Regions from separate parts of the Mus musculus genome. Here region 2 is linked to region 1. Evidence: chromatin contacts called from ENCODE Hi-C or POLR2A ChIA-PET data. All regions are on one chromosome and are shown on one strand. Each heading gives the region's core, a stretch centred on a gene start or an enhancer-like site at or near the end of the contact. The rest is flanking DNA. Distances are from core to core; before and after follow the strand shown.

Region 1 (3,369 bases), core at 78-2,577:
CCTTCCTTCCTTCCTTATTTTTTTTTTTAAAGATTTTATTTATTTTATATATATGAGTACACTGTAGCTGTATTTAGACATACCAAATGAGGGCATTGGATCCCATTTCAGATGGTTGTGAGCCACCATGTGGTTGCTGGGAATTGACCTCAGGACCTCTGGAAGAGCAGTCAGTGCTCTCAACCACTGAGCCATTTCTCCAGCCCTGAAACACATTTCTACAGCAAGACCTTGCACCTTTGCCGGGTCTGGAATATTCTGTCCTCCCATTTTCTGTTTGCTGAGATCCCCTTAGCACTGTAAGGTCTGGCCCAAATGGGACCTCTTCTTGAGATGTTCCATAAGTCCTATCAACCAGACGCGCTCATGGCCTTCCCACCGAAGAGCTCAGCAGTGCTGCTCAGCTGAACACTTTGTCCGCAGCGACCCTGTCCAGGTTGATGTTTTAATGTTTTGTTTCACCAAAGCGCGATCTTCTAAGGCCAAGAAAACGGAACTTATTTTTGTGAAGATGACAAAAGCCAGGGCCGGGGGCCTAGAGCTGACCCCTAAGTCGCGTGACAGAAACCACTGAACAGTCAAGGCGCTGCCTGGGCAGAGACAACTAACCTAGGTCCCAGGCAGGTGCTGTTTCTTTAGACCCGAAGCGGAGAAAAGACAGAAACCGCTTCCTCCCGGATCCTGGAGGCGGCGCTGAGTACTTCCGCCTTAGGAAAAAAAAAAATGTCATCACGGGCCGAGCTTCCGGCTCCACTCGGGAGCCCGCAAGACCTTTTATCCTAGTTGGCCTTCGTCCGCGCACCCCACCCGGCCGCTCCCTCGGGCTTCTCCACACCCCGGGGCGCGGTTTGCACGTCTCGAGGGTGTGACCGTGACGCCGTGACGTCACCTCAGCGAACCCGGTCCTGAAAGGTTTTGGCGCTCGGTAGGAACTGGGAGTCAAGTTCCCGGAGGCGGGACTAACATATGACTGATGTCCACACGCTCCAGTTGCCGTTCTCATGCTTTCTCAAACCAACCAATGAATGCAAAGCAGAGAGGGCAACGCCCCTCCCTCAGCTTCTAGAGGAAGCGCCGCTCCTTCGGTTTAGCACTCAGTGGCCGCCATGCTTGGTGTGGCTCCTCGTTCTGCGGCAGTTTGCTCTGTTTTGGCTTTCAGACGCCCTCAGTGAACTCCTCCACGAGCACTTCTGCTCTCTAACTATCGACTTCCACTCTTTCCGGCTTCCTTCTCGCTTGCCTCTTGTCCGGCCACACTCAAGATGGCGGCCGGGGGGCGGCGAGCCGCGGCCAGGCTTCCCCGGCGTGGTGACGTCAGCGCGCTGCGTGTCGGCAGGTGGAGGGAGAAGGGAAAGTTTGGCCCGTGCTTGGGGTTCGGGTGGAGGGCGGGACGGAGGGGCAGGGCTGGGTAGAAGCTTGTTTCGCGGTGCCGCGGAGGTTAAGGCCGGCTCGTGGGCTGGGCCGGGGACTGCGGGACGCGGAGCCGCGGGAGGCGAGGTCGGTCGCAGCCGCGCGTCTCCGCCTCGGGGCCGCGCTTGACCCGCGCGCCCCGGCGTTGTGCGCCCCAAGGCTGGGCCAAGCGGCGGGTTGGGGGCGGCGGCTGGGCGTGGGGAGGCGCGCGGCGAGGTGACCTGAGAGCCCGGAGCGTGAGGAGCACGGAGCCAGGCGCTGCAGCCGTCATGTCCGAGGACTCGAGCGCCCTGCCCTGGTCCATCAACAGGGACGACTACGAGCTGCAGGAGGTGATAGGTGAGAGCCGAGGGGCGACGCGCCGGGGTTCTGGGCCCGAGCCTTGCTGGGCACTGGTGCGAGCCGTGCGCCTAGGGTGGGGCTCCCTTCGGAGGGAGAAGCGTACCTGAGACAGATGCGTCCTGTGCAGAAGAGCCATGTGGATGGGCGGCAGGCCTGGCTCAGGGGGCACTAGGGTCCGTGGGCAGAGCCGCGTGGCTCTGGGATTGTGGGGTCTGTGCACTTGAGTCCATCCCTGCATCCACGCGACGATGCACTATTTCGCAGGTGTGAGGCTGAGGGCAGCTCCAGGTACCGGTGCTGAGCAGGTTAGACCCGCCTCTAGCTCTTTACAACTGACTTCTCAGATCCCGGAGGCAGACGTCAACTACATAGAAAGAATGGGAAAAGCGGTAACAGGTCTCAGTAGGTGGCCGGAAGGAACCGGGCAAGATGTTATAAGGAGTGGTTTGAACAAGTTACGTGATTTCAAGGAAAAGTTGAGCCCTCAAAGCGAGTCGGAGGAAGATCGCCTTTCCCCCTCCATTGAGGAATAAGAAAATACTTAGACTCTGAGGAGAGAGAGAGTGCTTGATAAGTTGAGGGACCAGAAAGAGGGCACACATTAGTCTCAGGGACCTTTAAAGCTATGGTAAAGATTTGGAGTTTCAAGTTGTCCTTGGAGGGCTTCAACTAGGGACCATGGCTCGCTCCATAAATCTGGCTATTATGTGTGAAGTGGCCCTGAATAAGATCCGAGAATACCAGTTGGTCGACAGCAAGCATGGATTGTTACTCTCAGAGGTGCAGCGTGCTTGAGGAGGTTAAGCGGCTAGGGATGAGGGAGAGTTTGTAGCCCAGCAGTAATGCAGTGGCCATAGAAATCGAAGGGAAATGGGTTTAGCAAAACAAAGGCTTAATCAGCAGACCACTGTTTGTTGGAAGAAGTCTGTCTACACTGATAGCATTCTACCTTAAAATTAGCTTTACAATAGAGACCTGCCAAAAATCCCAGAGCTTCCTTAAAGGTGCCAGTGTTTATTTCTCGGTGTTAAGGAGAGCAAAAACAAAAAGCCACCAAATTTCGTTGTAGGTCTCTGTGTGGCTCTGTGTAGGTTTATGTGCTCGTGTAAAGGCTAGCTTTTCACGTTCTTTTTTTGTTTGTTTCTTAGCTTTTTTTGGGGGGGGGGTGGAGGGGGAGGAGAAGGATAGGGTTTCTCTGTGTAGCCCTGGCTGTCCTGGAACTCACTTTGTAGACCAAGCTGGCCTTGAACTCAGAAATCCGCCTGCCTCTGCCTCCCAAATGCTGGAATCAAAGGCGTGCGGTGCGCCACCACACCCGGCTTTCCCTTGCTTTTTGATGAGTCTCTTTAGTTGATCCGGAACTTACCTTTTGACTAGATTCCTAAGACGCCTGAGTCCTCCTGTCTCTGCCTGGAAGCACTTGGATTTCAGGCTCTTTCTAGGATCCCTGGGCCTCCCACTTCACATGGGGGCTGGGGATCCAAACTCAGGTTGCTAGTGTTCACTCAGCACACATTCTACACTGAGCTATCTCCCCAGCCCCCTCCTCCCCCCCCCCCCCGTTTTTTTTTTTTTTTTTAAAGGCAGGTCTCTGGTTGCTCAACTTGGCATCAGATT
Region 2 (3,585 bases), core at 514-3,013, 810 kb before region 1:
CTCAGTCACTGTCCACAGGACTCTGAGAAGTCGTAGGAATATGCAGGCGCGGGCACAAAGCCCAGCTTCATCTCCAACGCCGTGGAAAGGGACTGTACGTCACTGGGCAAGGCCTATGCTCCCCTATGCCACTAGGACAGAGCCCAGGGAGAGTGACCTCCTGGGTTGTCCACGTTGGATACTTTGCTTTGTATGCCCAATGTACTCTATCGATTACTGACCCCCAAACAAAAGCACATGCATGCCACAAACCTGGCCAGTGTTCCTGGAGGAGATGACGCTGACGTCAGCAGGATTCTCGATGGCAACAATAGCTCGAGCTGCGAGCAACAGCTTCTCCCAGGTCCTCTTCAGGTTTATGATGTAGATACCTAGGCCAGCAAACGGAACTCTCTGAGGAGCTTCCCAAGGCAGGAAGTCTGGCAGTCACTCTGCAGACCTGGCTGATCAGACTCCTGACTGCCTCCTAAACACTAGGATTAAAGGGTGTGAAACCACCACACCCAGCAACAAGTAGTTTAAAGTGGGTGTCCCAGACAGGCTTGCTAGCCTCATAGCCTTGTGAATGGACACTGTGGGAAGGTAAGGCATACGCATGTGGCAGTGACCACTACCAAACTCCAGTCATAGAGGCAAGCTCTACTGGTGTTAGCGAAAATCCTGCCATAAATTCAATGTAGCACACTTCCGACACTCAGAAGTTCACTGGCCAAGACTGGCCTCCACTCTGAGCTTTAATAGTGTGCAGGGTCAGTCAGTCCTCCATGACCTCTGGCCCCTTCCCACACATCCTCTTAGTTACATCACAAGCCAGAGTAGCACTCCAACACCAACCATTCAGTTACCAGGCACTATACCCATTAGAGCACCATAGTCAGGAACTGACTATCACAGGTGGCAACTGACCGTCACTTTTCCTTTTGTAGATGTACTGCTCCATCTGAAAGTCAAGGTTGGTGCCACCTAAGTGGGTTCCCGCAGCAAGGAATTTGAGGACATCCTCCTCCTTCATCTGCAGGACGTCAAGGGCTCCGGACATTGTGTAAGTTTCCCTTTAAGTTACGATGGGAATCTAAAAAAGGAATAAAATTCATCTTTTTTCTTCTGACACTAGAACTCACAAGATTGCCCTGCCTCCTGAGAGGGGGACTAAAGGCGTATGCCACTAGGCGCAGCACATCATCTGAGCTGAAATGGGTTGTGTTCTTATTCCTCCTTGCCTTTCGATTTTTCTGGCCACCTAGTCACTAAGGAAAGTGACTTTGTCAGCAGAGCACATATAGAAAAACTGGACAGTTGAAGTTAGCGCCTCCGCAGGCACACTGACTACAGGATAGCTACTTAAGTATAGCTGCTTCTTTGCACCGAGAGTTGCGCAAAGGCGGCCATGATCGGGGTGCTTCGGGAGTTGTATTTCGAGACTGGCCGGCAGTTCCCGTCCCATCTCCATGCGCCTCACAAGCACTTTTCCCAGCATCTTGCCGACAGGGCCCTCGAGCGTGGCGCGAACCGCAGAAGGGCCCCGCAGTGGCGCCCGCCCCACCTAACTGCGGGCCAGCACGTGGCGCTGCCGCCAGGAGCCAAGCCGCCCCGGCACACGCAGCCTCGGCGCCCTCCGCGCCCACCCATGGCGCGGGAAGCTAGTAAGCGCGCGTCCCGCGGCGTCCGGAGACGCCGAGGGCTCCACGTGAGACTCACCAAGAACAACGCCGTATGGACCCGTCCCCGGGTAGCGCGAAAGGACGGGCGGCCGGAAATGACGTCCTTAAATAACCCACAGCCAGCCAATGGCAAAGCAGGCTAAGCAAAAAGGGAGAACTTCCGCTCCGGAAAAAGCCTCTGGCGCACGCGCAGATTCAGTGAGTGGGCCCGCTGTAGCGCGCGCGGAGCGGAAGTTAAAGTGGCCCGCGCCTGCGCGGCTGCAGTCGCTGCACAGACCCCAGGCCGGAAGTAGCTGGGGCGAGGGGGGGGAGTGGGGGGGGGGGAGCGAGCGTGGAAAGTCCGTAGCTTTTGGTCCGCTGAGTGACGAATAGGCTTCAAGCTGGGCCACCTATGTCAGGATTAACTCCAGGAGCACACACCCGCCTGCCCCTCTGGTACTGGCTCCTTCCTACATTTGAGAACTACAAAATAGTAGTTACCCAGTAAGATATTACAAAAGTGTTGAAGGGAGCAGGGAGAAATTTGGATGCGTCATCTATTTACAAAGCGTTTATTACTGTATTCCATGTCTCAAGTAATCTAGAGATGACTTGGAGTCTGTGGGAGGGTTGTGGTTATTAGAAAATACCAGACTATTTTTGTTTTGTTTTGTTTTTCGAGACAGGGTTTCTCTGTACAGCCCTGGCTGTCCCGGAACTCACTTTATTGACCAGGCTGGCCTCGAACTCAGAAATCCGCCCGCCTCTGCCTCCGGAGTGCCGGGGCTAAATAAAGGCGTGTGCCACCACGCCCAGCTCAGACCATTTTATATTAGGGACTTGAGCATCTATGGGTTTGGCATCCATAGGTGGTTCTGGAACAAATCCCACAGATACTGAAGGATAACCATATATGCATACAACAAAAATAATAGATCAAAAACCCAGAGGAGTGTGGGTGCAGCTCCGTGGTAGAGTACTAACATCGAAAGGCTCTGGGTTTCTTCAGTTCTTGCTGGGGCAAGAGGACCATGAATTTGAAGCTATAGTCATACTCTGTCTCAAAAATAAATATAAAACGGTAAAACTAAAAAGAACAAAGCATTTAACTTGCCACATCGTGAATGTGTATCAAGATATCTTGTTAAGTAAAACAGAATATTCTAAAATCTATTAAGTGGTATGTTCAGGTCAGGTAGTGGTGGCCTATGCCTGTAATCCTAGCCAGCACTCAGGAGACAGAGGCAAGCAGATCTCTACGAGTTGAAAGCTAGTCTAATCTACAAAAATGAGTTCCAGGACAGCCAAAGCTACACAGAGAAACCCTGTCTTTAAAAAAAAGAAAAAATAGAGTGGCCTAGCTCCCTGCGGCTGTCCTTGGTCACGCTTGGTACCAGGCTGAAGCAGTCAAGATGACCTTATTTCAGCTTAGAAGTGAGCACTGGGTTCATATACTTGTCCCTGTAGGATTTGTCTTTGGGTATTATCTAGACAGAAAGGATGGTGAAAAGCTAACTGCTGCTGGGCCGTGGTATTGCACGCCTTTAATCCTAGCACTTAGGAGGCAGGAGCAGGCAGATTTCTGAGTTCGAGGCCAGCCTGGTTTACAGAGTGAATTCCAGGACACCCAGGACTACACATAGAAACCCTGTCTCGAAAAAAAACCAAAACAACAAAAAAAAGCTAACTGCCTTCAGGAATAAGAGCATGCTATTTCAAAGGGAACTAAGGCCCAATGAAGTTACTTGCAAGTAAAAACTGGTTAAATGACAGAATGTTCACATTTTAAAAGTTATTGGAGAAATAAAAGCATTTATTATTTAATTAGAAAAAAATGACAATAGAAAGTGAGTGGTAGGTCTGGGAATGAAGATTATAAGTAGGTATAAGAGCTTACTGGAGGTCGGGGGTGGAAATGTTCTAAAACTAGTTTATAGGGTCATGG

What was found. A loop is a pair of places that touch in the nucleus more often than their neighbours do. ChIA-PET counts read pairs that join two places held with the same protein, here RNA polymerase II (POLR2A).
Region 2: a loop to region 1 is called in a map of T-helper 17 cell, with 3 times the contacts of the local background. The contact joins the promoter of Rpsa here to the promoter of Oxsr1 in region 1. A Hi-C loop is called at or near these places in 1 of 37 maps with a recorded cell type or tissue (T-helper 17 cell). POLR2A ChIA-PET finds 5 or more read pairs at or near these places in 1 of 5 experiments (embryonic stem cell).

What each region holds. Positions count from the first base shown.
Region 1 is chr9:119,320,385-119,323,753 of GRCm38, reverse strand. It overlaps Oxsr1 (oxidative-stress responsive 1), which reads left to right and starts at 1,327. Exons shown (of 18, transcript NM_133985.2): 1 at 1,327-1,749. The coding sequence starts at 1,680.
Region 2 is chr9:120,125,944-120,129,528 of GRCm38, reverse strand. Rpsa (ribosomal protein SA) reads right to left here and starts at 1,763. Exons shown (of 7, transcript NM_011029.4): 1 at 1,699-1,763; 2 at 907-1,072; 3 at 253-371. The coding sequence starts at 1,039. It overlaps LOC115485682 (a small nucleolar RNA gene), which reads right to left and starts at 749; the gene lies at 594-749. It overlaps Gm26448 (a small nucleolar RNA gene), which reads right to left and starts at 178; the gene lies at 1-178. It also overlaps a transcript of Slc25a38 not described here.